Linked DNA regions of Homo sapiens: region 1 is linked to region 2. A link is an interaction called in ENCODE POLR2A ChIA-PET data of the cell type or tissue named here. Cell type or tissue: Caco-2. All regions are shown on one strand. Each heading gives the region's core, and the rest is flanking DNA. Links, peaks and the distances in the headings are about the cores only. Region 1 overlaps CAMK1G (calcium/calmodulin dependent protein kinase IG). Region 2 has its middle 23 kb from the start of LINC01698.

The links. ChIA-PET counts read pairs that join two places held together with the same protein. Peaks named below come from ENCODE experiments on the same cell type or tissue, not always from the same donor. Only the 100,000 strongest peaks of a DNase experiment are listed, where the experiment ranks them.
Region 1: POLR2A ChIA-PET joins it to region 2 with 6 read pairs; 2 of 35 experiments call an interaction of 5 or more read pairs at or near these places.

What each region holds. Positions count from the first base shown.
Region 1 is chr1:209,612,584-209,620,892 of GRCh38, reverse strand. CAMK1G (calcium/calmodulin dependent protein kinase IG) reads right to left here. Exons shown (of 13, transcript NM_020439.3): 12 at 7,981-8,108; 13 at 6,954-7,853. The coding sequence ends at 8,018. LAMB3 (laminin subunit beta 3) reads left to right here. Exons shown (of 23, transcript NM_000228.3): 19 at 2,234-2,441; 20 at 2,845-2,986; 21 at 3,307-3,483; 22 at 4,269-4,422; 23 at 5,486-6,023. The coding sequence ends at 5,622. Among named protein-coding and RNA genes, the nearest start is that of MIR4260, 6.8 kb to the left of the region's middle. In Caco-2, for the core only: no CTCF peak of the experiment used is centred there; no DNase peak of the experiment used is centred there.
Region 2 is chr1:209,391,031-209,399,360 of GRCh38, reverse strand. No RefSeq gene overlaps it. Among named protein-coding and RNA genes, the nearest start is that of LINC01698, 23 kb to the right of the region's middle. RefSeq lists enhancers at 1-24, 1,788-2,670. In Caco-2, for the core only: no CTCF peak of the experiment used is centred there; DNase peaks (open chromatin) are centred at 600 and 4,020.

The DNA.
Region 1 (8,309 bases), core at 1-8,000, 220 kb before region 2:
GGGTCACAGTGTGGGAGGGAGAGTGGAAAGTCTGTGGAGGGAGGAGGAAACATCGCCTTTCCCAGTTCTTCAAATGGAATTGACAAAATGAATAGTTAAGGCTTATTAAGTTCTAACTGAGTCCAGGCACTGTTCCAAGTGCTTTGCATGTATTACATCATTTATTCCTGACTACATGAACTAAGTACTCTTATTACTTCCACTTTGCACACAAGTAATCTAGGCACAGAGAGGTTAAGCAACTTGCCTAAAGGCATCTAGCTTGGCAGTGGTGCAGGTAGGCTTCAAGCCTAATTGTCTGACTCTGTCATTCACACCCTATTGCTTTACGGCATAGACACACAAATACATACACACATGCGAGTGTGCATACACAAACACACTTTCTCTTGCCTCTTGCCTTTGCGAATGTTTTTCCTCTCTCTGGATCGTCTCCCCTCTCCCACCTCTGCTGACCTGTCTAGCTCCTGCTCATCCTCTAGGAATCTAGGCATCCCACTCTCCAGGCAGCCTCCCTGGACCTATCAGATGGCGCTGGGGGCCCCTTCCATGGCCATCATAGCACCTGTGTTTACTCCGCTCACTCAAAGCTGTACTTCCTTGTTCATGTGCCTGTCTCCCATTAGATTTCCAGCTCCATAAAGGCAGGGACTGAGTTTAATTTGATTTGCAGTCTCAACTCCTCCCATGCTTTTGCTCAAAGCAGTAAATATTTACTGAGCCCATCCTGAGACCCAGAAGGCTCTGCGACTGAATGTCATACCGATTGACCCTGAGGATGCAGCTGAAGTGGTGCAGAGTAAAGGAAGGGCAAGATCTAGGTGGGGATGTGCTCATCCTGGAAGGCTTTCTTGAGAAGGTGCACATGAAGCCTTGTTTTGAGAGTGGGACTCTGGGTTAGAAGAGAGGTTGACGAGCTCTATTAGGAAGGTCCTTATGAAAGCTTGCTGCTGGGATAAACCCACTTAATGAAACTCAACCACAGTTATGCTGCATGCAAGCCCCGAGGGACACAGCAATGAACAAGCATGGCTTCCACCCTCCAGGAGTGTCCTTCCACCTGGCATGGGATGGGGCAGGGAATGAGACCTGTGTGACCAGCTAGTATCCTCTAGTTGTAGAGTGAAACTGGGCCTGGGGCCCCAGAGGAGTTCAGATTCCAGGGCAAATCATCTGGTGAGTGGGTGCCCCCCTCCTTAATACCTCAATACCAGTGAAATCTGTAAAAGCAAATTGGGAGAGATGGGGAGGAGATGTCATCTCTGTACTTCTGACCTTACCCTCTGACCCAGAGTTGGTTTGTAACAACTCTTGCAAATGGATTGTTTCATGTTGTACCTTCAGATTGGGGATTGATATTCCTTTTTCACCGATCAGGAAACTGAGCTTAGAGGAACCACTTGACTTGCCCAGGTGGCTTGAATAGTAAAGCAGAGATCTGAACCTGAAGCCCTGTCAATCATTCATTCACTCTACGCACATGAGGACCTCCAAGTGCCAGGCACTGTGCTGGGGTCTGGGGATATAGCTGTGGACAAAACCCAGGCCCTGCCCTTGTAGAGCTTACATTCTAGAGGAAAAGAGACCAAACAAACCAGTTAAATGAGTACAGTGTTTGGCACATGGGTGGTGCAAGTGCTAGACAGAAAGATAAGGCAGGGAGGGACGATAAGGTGTGCTACAGTCCAGGGTGGAGGTTGCAATTCTAGATTGGATGGCTGGGGTTGGCCTCCCTGAGAAGGTGATATTCCAGCAGAGACTTGATCATTCTTATTTGCCTTTGCACAAATGAGCAATCTTGCCTGAGGGGGAATGCAGGGAAGGGGTCTTTTTGCCAAGGAAGCAGCTCCAGTTTCTGGCCACTCTTCCCAATTTAGGGCTGATTGTGCATGTGCTGCAGGCATTGTTCAGTACCAGCTGTCTGGCACCACCTCCTTCTCCCCAGCCCGCAGCTTCCTGTGGCACCAGACACTTAGTTGGCACAGCTGTGACGACACCCCTCCTCCTCCCTGCTGCAGCATGGAGCACAGGATAGTCATCCTCCTACAGCATTCCCAGAAATCCCTGGAGAACAGGCGCCTGAGTCTGGTTGAAAGGGGGCAGCAGCTCCTTGGGACACCACGGTAGAGGGGCCACTGTGGGTGCCTTCCACAAGTGCTGCTCAGCTAGGAGAGGCCTCGTATCTCTGGGGAGGTTAGTGGGCTCCTACAGTCAAATGCGTGTTGTCTTCCAGACCCCGACACTGATGCAGCCACTATCCAGGAGGTCAGCGAGGCCGTGCTGGCCCTGTGGCTGCCCACAGACTCAGCTACTGTTCTGCAGAAGATGAATGAGATCCAGGCCATTGCAGCCAGGCTCCCCAACGTGGACTTGGTGCTGTCCCAGACCAAGCAGGACATTGCGCGTGCCCGCCGGTTGCAGGCTGAGGCTGAGGAAGCCAGGTATGGCCTTGGGCCCTGAACTTCTCTCTGCCCAGGATTAAGCTGGCGTTTTGCTCCTCAACCCCGTTGCTGGGAGAGGGGTACAGAGGGCTGGGAGACAGGAGGGGGTGCTTACCATGGTGGAGAGTGGTACACAGAGTCCAGAGTGCAGGTTAAACTTAATTTGCATGACTGTGTCTTCCGTATTGGAAACCGCCCAGAAGGTGTCTTGGGCATAATGGGAACATTCATCACGTCTGCTTGGTGGGGTCCTGGGACATCAAAGCTACTGAGTTAATACTTTCCTTGCTCTTTGCCTTGGCTGGGAAGGGTGTTCTTTTGGACTGGTGTGTGAGTCGAACCACACATTGATTCACTGTTCACTCATTCTCTCTCTCCTCTCCCTGCTGCTTCTCTCACCCAGGAGCCGAGCCCATGCAGTGGAGGGCCAGGTGGAAGATGTGGTTGGGAACCTGCGGCAGGGGACAGTGGCACTGCAGGAAGCTCAGGACACCATGCAAGGCACCAGCCGCTCCCTTCGGCTTATCCAGGACAGGGTTGCTGAGGTGAGGCATTATGGCTTCCTCCGCCCATATTTGGGCATAAACAGGAAAATTTGGGCACCAGGCATAGAAAATGCCAGAAAGTGACTAGATAAAACCTGAGGTGGAGTTCTAGAGGAGAGTGACAAGCTTTGGGCAGGCTATGGGCCTTGGATTTTCTGGTCTTGTGGCTGGGATGCAGAAGGAGGGGTGAGAGGTGGGCAATTGTGTTTGTTCTGGTTGGAGAGGGTTTTTGCTGCCTGATGAGTTGGAGAAAAAATGGGGATGAACCCCCCGACCTATGAGACCCACCACAAAGGCCAGATCTCCCTCTTTCCACAAAGGTTCAGCAGGTACTGCGGCCAGCAGAAAAGCTGGTGACAAGCATGACCAAGCAGCTGGGTGACTTCTGGACACGGATGGAGGAGCTCCGCCACCAAGCCCGGCAGCAGGGGGCAGAGGCAGTCCAGGCCCAGCAGCTTGCGGAAGGTGCCAGCGAGCAGGCATTGAGTGCCCAAGAGGTACAGAGAAGGCGGAGTTAGCTCAATGATGTACGGCCAGTGAGGGGGTCCTGAGCAGAGGAGGACTTTGCACACTTTATAAGACCACAAACTCAAAAGTGCTTAGAATAACAGAACCAGAAGAGGCTTGAGAGTCAACCCAAACCTGGCCAGGCATCTGATTTCTCCCTCCACTGCTTTTGGTATAGCTGGCTCAGGGACACTGGAGATGACCTAGTCCAGTCCCTTTCCTTTTACAGATGAGGTGGTGACTCGTTCACAGGCCTAAGAATCATCTACAAAGCAGGTCCCCTGACACTGGATCCAGAGCTTGTCTCTTGGATTCCCAGCCTGGACAGATGCTCTTTGCTTAACCTAACCTGGGCTCCATGATTGTCAGAATTAGATGAGAGAGAAGATCAAAGAGCCCATTCTCAGTGTCTCAAGCACACTACCTGCTCCCGCTATGGCCAGGAACATTGGCACTTTCAATCCTGGCACAGTGACCAAGTTGCTAAGTATGCTATTAAGTGACAGCCTACTATTAATATCCTATGATGTGACTGACATTGTCCTGGGAGTGAGGTGGGTCATGTCAAGAGCTGGAGATGGGAAGAGGGAAACACAGAAGTTTAAGTCATAGTCTGTGGCTCAGGGGTTTCAATAGGCAAAACCAATGCTATTGGGGGCTAATAGGAGGCACCTTCCCACTGTGTATTGATTTGGGTGATATCAAGTGCTTTGGCCACAGGTCTTTAGGACCTTGCATGATGACAATGACACTGAGACTATTCTACCTTTTTCAGGGATTTGAGAGAATAAAACAAAAGTATGCTGAGTTGAAGGACCGGTTGGGTCAGAGTTCCATGCTGGGTGAGCAGGGTGCCCGGATCCAGAGTGTGAAGACAGAGGCAGAGGAGCTGTTTGGGGAGACCATGGAGATGATGGACAGGATGAAAGGTGAGGGAATGGTTTAGGGGCATGGACTATTGGGCATTCATGAAGGCTGGTCCCACCCAACCCAAGGCTTCTGAAGCCCGTTCTTATTGGAGCTAGCCGTGCTATGGGAGTGAGATCAAATGAGATTTTTTCTGGGCATCTAGCATGTATGAGGCTGGGGAATGCAGAGATGGTCCCATGACTTGTCCTGGCCTCAAAAAGCTTGCAATTAATGGGACCATTTTCTCTGTTTTTGCAAACAGTGGGGTCATATTTTTTATTCCTATTGCTTTATGCTTAAGATGCATAGAATTATATTTAACAGGATGAGGTGGTCTCTGATAGGGGTTGAATAATAAGAGTTCTGGGGTTCAGGGAATAAATAATTTGAGAGAGACATGTTCAGTGAAGGTAAGAAAAGAAGATTTGAGATGGGCCTGGAAGGATGTGTAGGCCTGGGAGAAGCTGTGAGGAAGAGGAGGGACATTAGGATAAGGGTGTTGGGAAGCCCCAACAAGATATGTTCTGACATAGGGACAGGAGAAGAGGGTTGCTGAGGAGCTGGTAGGAAAGAAGTGGCATGAGGTCAACATGACTTGTCCCTGTGCCTGGCTTCTAGTGTGAGGATGAGGAGGGTAGATAGCTCAGGAGGCGGTAGGGCACATCCAAGGGCTTTGAATATGACAGAAACATAATGAAAGTAGCTTTCAAAAGGGTTCCAAAAATTCCTTAGAAAGGAGAACAGGGGCTCCTGGGAACTAGAGTCATCGCTAAGATATGATGATGGGTGTTTGTGACCTCCTTCATTAGCCTTGGACAACTGTGAGAGCCCAGAGGGTCAGGGGCCCAGGGATAATTAGGAGTGGGAGCCTGCTGGGTTTGGCCCCTGCCAGGTTACTAAGCATGGGATGGGGCTGGAGAGGCATGAAGCTGGAGGGGCACCACTGCTTTAGAGGCCAGATTTTTCTGGAGGGGATTCCTCTACACATGCTACCTCCAGTTAGCAGGAGGGGAAGGAAGGGTTGGGAGTCTTGGGGAGTCTCACCATCAACTCCTCCTCCTGCTGCTGTTCCATTTGCCTCAGACATGGAGTTGGAGCTGCTGCGGGGCAGCCAGGCCATCATGCTGCGCTCAGCGGACCTGACAGGACTGGAGAAGCGTGTGGAGCAGATCCGTGACCACATCAATGGGCGCGTGCTCTACTATGCCACCTGCAAGTGATGCTACAGCTTCCAGCCCGTTGCCCCACTCATCTGCCGCCTTTGCTTTTGGTTGGGGGCAGATTGGGTTGGAATGCTTTCCATCTCCAGGAGACTTTCATGCAGCCTAAAGTACAGCCTGGACCACCCCTGGTGTGTAGCTAGTAAGATTACCCTGAGCTGCAGCTGAGCCTGAGCCAATGGGACAGTTACACTTGACAGACAAAGATGGTGGAGATTGGCATGCCATTGAAACTAAGAGCTCTCAAGTCAAGGAAGCTGGGCTGGGCAGTATCCCCCGCCTTTAGTTCTCCACTGGGGAGGAATCCTGGACCAAGCACAAAAACTTAACAAAAGTGATGTAAAAATGAAAAGCCAAATAAAAATCTTTGGAAAAGAGCCTGGAGGTTCAACGAGGAAAAACAGTCTGTCCCCTCACTGGGTAAACTCTTGCCACTGTTTCTGTCTCCCATTTGGGGTTTGTGGGGACTCCTCTATTCAAGCCCATATTTTGCTCTCCTCTGTTCCACCCGGCTTTCTGGGCACCCAGATTTAGGGAGTCTGGGCCCCTCTGCCCTAGAACCTGATGGATTCTATCCTTGAGAGACCAGAGAAGCAGTTTTCATCTCTAAGCAGCGATTCAACTTCTTGCTTACAGATGGGGAAATAGAAATCCAGGGAAGGGAAGGAACGTTCAAATTCATGCAGCTTCCAGAGGAAGGACTAAGACTAGAATCTATGTCTCTTGGGGTCTTAAAGAGAAGTTGTAAATGGATATGTGTGGGGGGTGGGGTGGAGGATGATATGGAATGGCATGGACATTTGTGTGTTAACCATGGCCCAAGCAGGCACTGTGCTAGACATTTTATCTACATTAACTTCTTGATCATTGTTAATCATTTTGATTATTTATTGGCCACGAGGCTGGGCACATCATCTGCATCATTTCATGATGCAGGTGGCACTGCTATTCCCATTGGATAAGTGAGGAAACCAAGGCACGAAAGACTAAGTAACTTCCCCAAGGTCACAGATATGGCAGGTCGGGGCAGAGCTGGGGCTCGAACTCATGCTCATCTAATAGAGCCATTAAGAGAATGGCCACTAAAGCCAGACTGCCTCGGTTCCAACAGAACCTGTCCCAAGGGGTTGTTGTGAGAAGTAATGAGTTAATGATGTAACTCATGTCCAGTGCCTGGAGCACTGTATACTCAGCTATATGCACATCTGTATGCACATCAGCTACAACTGCTGGTTCCTTGCTGACCCCAGCCATCCATGCACTCTCTACTCCAGACATGCTCAGAAGTCCCTGAACTGCTCCTGACTTTGAAAGAACCAAATGAAGCCTCATAGAGAAAAATATGTCCATTTTATTAAGCACAACACTGAGCATGAAGCTGGAGGGGTGGAGGGCGAGGAAACTGGGGAAGGACAAGAATGGTGTGCTGGACTTTCAAGGAGAGAAAAGGGAACAGAGGCAGGATTAGAACTCCTGGCAGACATTAAAATAGTCAACTTCCAAGGTTAACTCCATTGGGTGTGTGCACGGAGGACATGTGGCCAGGATAAGAATTCCTTGCAGCCCTTACTCATGAACTTCTTTCTATTCCACTTTGGAGGGTGTGGCACTGCTTTTAGATTGAGGCAGGGAGAAGGGCCAGAAGTGTGCTGGCTGGGTCTCAGCGCACTTGGGAGCTAATCCTGGAGTTAAGGATTAGAACTTGAAGAGCTCACAGGCAGACCACCATGGGGAGCTGCCTGTCATTCATGCAGATGGGCAGGCAACGACATTAATGAGCCCAATCTGGCCAAGAGGTTGGAGGCTTGAGAGGTGGGAGTGAGTGTGTGCAGAGTGGGAGTCTGGGTAGATGCTCCATATGGCTTTGCTTGGAGAAGGTGACACAGCCTGGCCAGCCCATTAAGCTTTTCACGACAAACAGCACAGACCCAGGCGAGAGCTATCTACGTACACTGCACAGAGCCACGGCACGTAGGGTGTGGGGCATAGAGCAGGCAGGTCAGGGAGACCTGGAAGCTGGTGGGCACCGCTTCTCCTGCTCACAGCTTCAACAAGGCTTCTACGCCTTGGGGCTCCCTCCTGGGCCTCCTATGAGGGGCTGCCCCGCTGGCAGCAGGCTGGTGCTTCTGGCCAGAAACTGCTCCTGCTAAGCCCTGCTCCACTTGCTCTGCCTTCCTCCCTCTGCCGGATAGACACCAGGTTTGGAAGAGCAGAGGAGTTGAATATGTCTCCTGCAAGAGAAAGGGGCTCAGAGTGAGGAGGGGGTTGCCACCTCAGACCCCATCACTCACACTCTGGCATGGGGCTCTCCTCTGGGACAGAAACTCTCCCCAAGCCTCACACTGTGACCCTCCTAACCTGAAAATTGCAGTGACATAGGCACAGGCTCCAGGAATCACATAATGAGACAGACTCCAGTCTGCCCTGCCCGGCAGTGGGAGCTGCCACTGGCTTTAACTGGTACCATGACCTCCGACTTGAAGTTCCTAGAAAGGAAATGAAGCAACAACCTTTGAAGTATTTGAGGGAAGAAGAGTCGATGGGGCAGGGCAGAGGTGGTAGTTCTCTGTGCCTGTGGCATCCACTCAGCTCTCCCCTCATGAGGTTCAGAAAGTTCAAGAACCTGCAGAAAAGATAAAGATAACCAAGCCCCCCTACACTTCCTTCTGCAAAGCACAGAGGCCCTG
Region 2 (8,330 bases), core at 190-8,189:
TCTAATTAAATACATGGCCTGTTGCTAAGTCAGGCTAAAAAGATCCCCAGAGTGGGTCCCCAGCAGCATCTTAGTTTAGAGACAGCTTGCCTCTATCTCTTGAACCTTTTGATCTTTGTATTGTAGCACCTAGCATGATGCTTTCCACATAGTGTGTATTCAATAAATCTTTCTAGAATAAGAGAGTGGATGCCTAAAACCTAGCTTTTGCATATTTGAATCCAAGCAAGCCATTTCTTGTCTCTGAGAGCAATAGTTACCCATGCGCAGAAGGGCAATTCTCAAGGAAATTTTGTTTTGGAAGGATTTGGCTCCCAAAATTTATTACTTAGTATTTAGCTCCGTTTTTACAAAATACCTAAGAGTTTTTCAAAGTCCAAATCGGCTGTTCATTTGTGTAACTAAGTGACACATCATTTTTTGTTTTAACCTCCTGAAAAACAGTAGTCAAGTAGGTGGGGCTTGCTTGAAAAAGGAATATGTGGACTCAGAGATTACATGCTTTTGTTATGTAAGAATTTGTAAGATTTACCAGGGTTTCTGGTAAATGCTGACACATGTTTGTTTGGCCCCAGGCTCTGTGAAAGCGCTAAGCTGCTTCCTGTCTGATGTTGCTGTCCTTTTTTGGCAAGGGAGCAAGACATAGTCAAGTCCTGCAGGGCTGGGGCAGGGCGGAGGCAGGTGAGTGCAGGGGAGGGTACCAGCACCCCACTCTCTTCACCCCATTTCCTTAGGTCATATCTGCACTTAGAAACTCTTTGAAAGCAAGTTGAAGTCTCTTGATTGCATGGTGAGTCAAAACTCTGAGGGTAGACCGTTGTGGGCATTCTCCTCTCTTTTCATTGCCACCCCCACACCCAAGATCACAGGACGGAGCTCAGATACAGGGTGCTGAATTATTGCCACTGAGTAACTGCAACATCTGCCACATGTGCCAGACACTCCATAGGGCAAGTTTGTCACTATAAACTTATTTAACCTCTGCTGGAACACTGTGAGGGAAGTATTGTTATCCCCAGGTTATAGACAGCAAAACTGAGACTCAGGGAAGTTGAGTGGCAATGTCCAGCTAGTAAGCATCTGGACTGCATAATCATCCCAGTCTCCTGACTTTCTGTTAGGGACTCATTCCACAACTGAGAATGTGATCTATTTGGGCTGGGGCAAAACAGCAGGACACTGACTGGAAGGGAAAAACAGCGGGACACTGACTGGGAGAGTGTCCCGCAAAACAGCAGGACACTCTCCTTGGAATGGACCCATGAGGCAGGAGGAGATGCATTGGTGCAAAGGTGTGAGGGTTTAGAGGTCTCTAGATAGGATGTGGAGGTGAGGAAAGGCCTGAGCTGACTCTGTGGTGCAAAGAGGTGGCAGCCAGGCCTGCTGGGTGCCGAGACTGCCTCATTCCATTCTGGGAGACTAAGTAGAGAAGCCTGGAGGCTTCTTCCCTTCCATTTGGAGTTTGGAGAAAACTCAGAGTAAACAGGCACATAAAACCCACCTGAACTTGTCATTATAAGCCCATAAAAGATTAAGAAACAGTTGAAGGATGGGGAAGAGAGAAATCAAGGGATTCTTGGTGTAGTCAGCTTGTTTACCACCGGCTCCTTATTTATTAGTGTCGTGTCTTCCATTTGTCAGGCTATAACGATAGTAGCTTTTATGAGTAAGCAATTTTTTAATGAACTTGTTTCAAATGCGTATTCCATTCTTGGAACTCTCTGTGCTCTGAAGCAGCTTTATAATTATTGCCTTCGGTGGAATAGCCAGGCTCTATCTGGCTTTTATGTAAGCAATTTCACTCGGTTTGCCTCTTCCTCTTTCAGCTTCAAATGAGTCAGATGAAGGGGTGGAAATATACAATAATAATAGCTTTTTAAAAGAGTGCTTATTATATGTTAGGCATTGTCCTAGATGTTATGCATTTATCTTTTTATTTTATCCTGACATTCCCCAGGACTGATGTATTTTACAGCCCCCATTTTACAGATGAGGAAACTGTGGCTCAGAGAAGTTGAATAGTGTCTAAAGTTCCTCAGTTAGTGAGTGGTGGGGACAGGATCTGAACACAGGTCTGTCTGGCCACACAGCCTGTACTCTGATACCTCTGCTGTATAGAGTGGACTGGAAGGGCTGTTCGTGCCAGTGTATTCCAGGTCAAACTGGGAGTGGGAAGAGGAGCTCAGGACACTCATTAGTGGTGTGAAGTCATTTGCCATGTTGGCCCATGCAAGAGATGCTGTAATTAAGTGCTGATGGCTCAGTAATTATAGATAATTTTCTGGTCTTTTGCTTTCATAAAGAGAAATAGGAAAGTTTAGAGAGCTCCCTAAACTTGTTGCTGCCCACAGTAATGCTACCTCCTGTCTCAGCCAGTGACTGTGCCATTTATCCAAAAGCTCAAAATTGTTTCATATGGTAAATTGGCCTCATCTTTGCGACATGGACTGTTACCATCCTATTCAAAACCCTGATTCCTTCCCAACTGGATTGAGGCTGCTTCTGAGTCCCTGCTTCCAGGACTGTCCCCTTTCTCTCCATCCTGCATGCTGTTCACAAGTACACAGGGCCAACATGCTCTTCTATCAGACCCATCTGCTACTGGAGCAATGCAGGCCACAGAGTGGCTGAGACCAGCTCTGGAGTCAGTTGCAAGCTCAGATTTCCACTTCTGTACTTGCTCACTGTATGACTTTGGGCCAGTTATGTAACCTCTTTGAGCCTCAGTTTCTTCATCAGTAAAATGGGAATAATAATTAGAAGAATGTCTATTAGATAGGGTTATTGTGAGGGTTAAATAAAATGGTGCATGTAAAAATGATTGGCTCAATAAATTCTAGCTATTGTTATTCTCTCAGCTCCTATCTGAACTCTTCAGTTAAGAATTGGGAGCCACTATCAACTGGCTCCTAGTACCTCGCCTAATTGTAACTGATATTCAGGGTGTACCAATAGTTAGGCTGTCTTGAGGACTCTGTCTCTTCATGCATTGCCATTTGCAATATCTTCTTATGGAGTAAGCGTGTAAATTAGCAAAGTTTGTTTTGGAGAAGGCTCCTCTATCTCCCATTCCTCATTTATTTTCCTTGGTGCACTGGCTCTCTTCTTGCACTGGTTGCCCTCCTGCTGACCCCTGGCCCCTCAAAGTTCCCCAAGGAACACCCAGGCACCCAGGCCCTTACCTCTTAATTAAGACAGAGCCAGGTCCTATACAGAGATGGGGATGTTTGCTTGGTTTTGACCCAGGAGTGGGTTTGTTTTTCTCTAATTAGTTGGAAAATCGAACTTGATCTGTGAAGAAGGCAGATTTACAACTTGAGTGGGTATATGACTGCCTGAGCTTTGTTGTAATAAAAGGTAAAATCACTCCTGTGGGGGATTGGGTGGGCATCGAGCTGGTTTCTAATGGCTGTTCTCATTTTCAGGTCCTGAGTGAAACCATCCAGAATGATCAAATAGTCCCTCCTAGTGAATAAGTTTGGGGAGCTGGAGAGGAAGATGATTGAAGTGTTTGCTTTTTCTTTCCTTTCACTGAGACATGATGATATTCCTCTATACACAGAAACTTGAACTATTTTGGCTAATTTTCAATGAAAGGTCACGTAGATGACATATCCTCAGGACAGATGGCTGCCAGTGTGGCCTCCACCCCACCCATGGGGAAAGATTATTTCTCTCCACCTTGTTTTCCAGCTTTCCTTTTGCTGCTGTTGATTTACTTTTGTTCTGTTTTGCTGCGCCATTCTCTCTGCTTCCCTTCTGCTCTCTGTGTCTTGCTACCTACTTATATATTTTCCTGTGTCTTTTCCTCACTCTTTCTTCCTCTCTTTCTCTTCCCTCCACATCCTCTTTGCCACTGCATCTCTTTCTTGCCTTATTTGCCTCCCTTCCCCTCGGGATCTTATTTTTGGCACTCCTCTACTTCCTTCTCTCCCTCTGATTCTGGTTCATAATAGCTTGAAAGAGCGTTTGATAACGTTTGCCTGACCCTGCCTGACACTGGGTGAGTGATTCTCCTCGGGCTGTGTTTGCTGTGGTCTGTGTGTGATTGATGAAAGCCGCTCAATTTGCTCTTCAAAGCTCTGTTTATGGAGAGCTTGGATGCATCTCCTCCGGATTTTACTTTTTTTTTTTTTTCCCTCCAGAAACAAGTCCGAATTATAGGATAAAACTGGAACACTTCCCATTTGTTCATCATCTTCACAGACCCCTTAAGGCTTTCAATAGAAGGACCAGATTGTACATGTCCACCTTTTAAAAAACTGTTCTTCTTCCTAGAGTCCTCATGTCAGAGATTTTAACCCACAAAAGAAGTTATTTGGGTGACCTTTAATTTGAATATGACCACTTTCAGCCCTAAAGAAGACATTTAGATTTGGACTCTGGGTACTAAAATGGAAGAAAAATGCTAATGCTATTAATACTAGAATCTGAGTACCTGTGGTATCCTGGCTACTCAGTACGAGTTCATCATGAAATGAAAGAAGTAAAATCAAAAGAATTGTCTGTATTTTCTGTTTCTGGAAAGAACAGTGGTTCAAGTTTTTCTTCCAGTATTAACTATACTGGATCCCACATGAGAAGATGAGACATATTTTTCACCTGGCTCAGGTTTCCTGTAGAGCTGTTCCTATTTTTCAACCCAAGAGAGGTCTTATGCACCTGCACTAGATGCTTTACACATTCAACTGCTTGAAAGAGGGACGGACTAAGTAACCTGCAGAAGTTCTTTCTAGTTCCTAGATTCTCTGATTCTGAGAATCTAATGCTTTAGGTATGATACAATGTATTGCAATGGAAGGATTACCGAGTTTCATGCTAGAATTCCTGAATTTAAATGCAGATTTGGGCAATTATGACTTAAATGATCTTCAGTAAAGTTTTACAAATAGTTTCAGGTTTTGTTCAATAGCTTTACTGAGGGATAATTTACATATCAAAAAATTCAGTCATTGTAAGGGTATAGTTCAATGATTTTTGGTAAATTTATAGTTGTGCAACTATCACCATAATCCAGTGTTATAACATTTTTCATAAAACTTTTGACCTATTTTTTCATCTTAAAATTAAACTTATGAGTGAATTGATTGCAAAAATGGCTGTAATTCTTAAACCTATTGTGGTATGAGTTGTTGCTCCTTGCATTGAGAGGTGGATTTGATTTCCCCAGCCCTTGAATCTGGGACTGGCCTTGTGACTTTCTTTAGCCAAAAAAGTGTGGTCCAAGTGACAGTGTGCCAGTTCTAAGCCTTGCATCAAAATGTCTTGCATGTTTCCATTTGCTCTTTCAAACCCTGCTCTCTTCACCATGAGTGTAAATATAGTCTGCTGGAAAATTAAAAAAAAAATCATGTGAGGAGAAGCCCCAATCATTCCAGCTGCTCTATGTTAGGCCATCTTAGATCAACTTCCCCCATCTGCCCTCCGGCTGACCGCAGATGCATGAACACCCCTCATGAAGATTGGCTGAGCCCAATGCAGATCAGCAGAATTGGCCAGCCAACATGTAGACCCACAAAAAAAAAAATAGAAGGTTATTGTTTTAATCTACTAAGCTTTTGGGTGGTTTATAAAATGTCATTATTGAGGCAATAAATAACTGATACAGGATGGCCATAGGGATCAACTTTTTTTAAAGCCATGAAAACATCTACCATTCTGCCTACGTTGCATAGTATGCCCTCACTACATTTAAAAAACATTAAATTTAATAAACATGTATAGAGGCCTTCATATATGAAAAGAACTTTGGAGTTGTGAGGGATGTGGAATTGAAACAGAAATGATATAAACCCTTGAGGAGTCAATTCCAGTGGGAAAAAAATAGATACTTACACAGAGAGCTATAATATAGGACAATCTGTCCATCTATTACAATATTTATGTTGAAGTGGTCCCTCCATTGTCTGCAAATAACCATGTTCTTCTTTTCTTGGTATTTCAGTTTGTTCCAAAATGTGTTCAAGGAATATGGTTTATTGAAAAACTCCCCAAACAGCACATTGACAGAAATTAAGTTTCATTGGTATGTCCAAGTACAGTGTTTGCATTTGTAGGAAATATTCTTTATGGCAGCTTGGCCATGTGAAATATGTTATGAGCCAGGGAAACAGAAAAGCAGACATGAATTTAGAGCCAGGGTTGGGAGGAGAATAAAAAGAGGAGAAAGAGAGGTGGGTGGGAAAGTCTTAATTTCTAAAATAAGCAGAAATTGTAATTTCAAGAATGCCTAAAGAATAGAACACTGCCTTAGCAGCTTGTTTGTGCTCAGCTCCAAAATATTCTAGAGGTTTAGGTGGCTGGGATTGGGCTGTGGAAGAGGAAGAAAGAGTGGGGGTTTTGGCAAACAGGACCTCAGGCAGCAGAAGTCTTGTGATTGGTTGATCTCAAGCATGTTCTCTGAATTCCTTCATCCTCTCCAGTAAGCAGCCCATCTGGGGAGTCTGAGAGCACAATACAGAGCCCTGGTTTGGAAGCCAGGGGCCCTATTTCTAGTCCTAGCTCTGACACTGAAGAACTATTGCTGTGTGACCATGGACAGGTCACTTTTCCTTTCTGAAGGCTGATCTAGGTGATTTCTAAGGGCTCTTCTGATTCAAATAGTCTGTAAGTTCAGGTCCGATTCACCCACCAAGTTAGAGGAGGCAATTAAAATCAGAGTGAACCAAAGTAGATAACAAGGCCTCTGACAACACAGGTGGACCTGTAAAAAATGGAGCTGTTCAGAAAACCAAGACACAGGTTAATGGGTAAGCCCCGCAGATGCGGACCCACCCTCCACTTCTCCACTGAATGTATGGAGTCTAACCATGCCTGTCCCAAGGACTCCAGAGGTCCTGGATGCTCCCTACCTGTGACCTGCCCACTGAGCCTATCGAGTGCATCCTCCCTCTCCTCCTAGAATGAGGATGTCAAAGGCTTTTCTTAAAATGAACTTGAGTTCTAATGAGTGGCTGTTTAAACAAGTCAAATATTCTTAGAGGTATGGTGGGAAGGGTAGGGGTGAGAAGGTGGGTCTTTTTTCCAAGTAGTGGAAATAACAGAAAGACAAAGAGTAAATAAAGAGAGCTCTCTGCAACAAGGAACTCCCTGAAGCTAAATGTAAACCAGCACTCCCAGGCTGACTAGGGTCTCTTTTAAGATGACAACTTAAAAGAACTTTTTAAGATGACAACTTAAAAACTTGATCTCAGGGCAGTTTTTGGGATACCTTTTGGGGAGACACAATCTTTGTCATCACCTAAAAAAACCCCTGGGAGGTGGTGAGGGAACAAGCAAGAAGTGGCAGAAGCCCCTGCCAGGGTCTGAGTCACCAGGAGTTGAGCCCCCATCCCCTGCTGGGAGGAATGAATTCCTGACTGCAAGTCTTCAAATCCTGTCCACCAGCATTTCTCCAAGGAGCCTATGCGAAATAGACAGATGTCCCACTATGAAGTTGTTTGGCTTCCAACCACGGGAAGGGCCTCTGAAGAGGAGGAGGCTCCTGTCTGCTGTTGATTAGGGTAGCAGTCAAGAGAGGCTGTGTGCATCCCCAGTGACCACTGCAAGGCTGTGATGCCAGAGGCCAGGCCCAGGGATCCTTCGTGAAATGTGTTTACATGAGGTTCCATTTTCACCTCAAAAAAGCAAATAGTACAGACTCTCCTCAACTTATGACGGGGTATGTTGAAAATATTATAGTTTGAAAATGCATTTAATACACCTCACCTGCTGAGCATCATCTCTTAGCCTAACGTATCTTAAACATACTTGAACAATGTTCGTGCAACAAACAAGGACATAGCCCGCAGTTGGGCAAAATCATCTAACGCAAAGCCCATTTTATAACGAAGTGTTGAATATCTCATGTAATTTATTGAATACTGAACTGAAAGTGAAAAACAGAATGGTAGGCGGATATTTGAAGTATGGTTTCTACTGAACACATGTTGCTTACGTGTCATTATAAAGTCAAAAAATTGTAAGTCAAACCATTATAAGTTGTGGACCGTCTGTACAAATAGCACTGTTCAGATCATTGTTTGTCTTCCATAGTGGCATGGCCTGGTCTGTGCATTCCTCTTTCTCCTTTTTCTGACACAGGTCACCCTCCAACACCCCCAATCCTCATCATTGGATCAAGGAAGCCCTGCAAGTCACTACAGTTTGCATCTACTTAGGAGCATAAAACATAAAAATAACTTTTTTTTTTTTGGCTCACAGATTTCATGGGCCAGGAATTTGAACAGGGCATGGCAGGGGCTGCTTACCTCTGCTCCACAACATCTGAGCCTCAACTAGGAAGACTCAAAGGCTGTGGGGAATTCAAGGCTGTGGGAGAGTGGGATCAT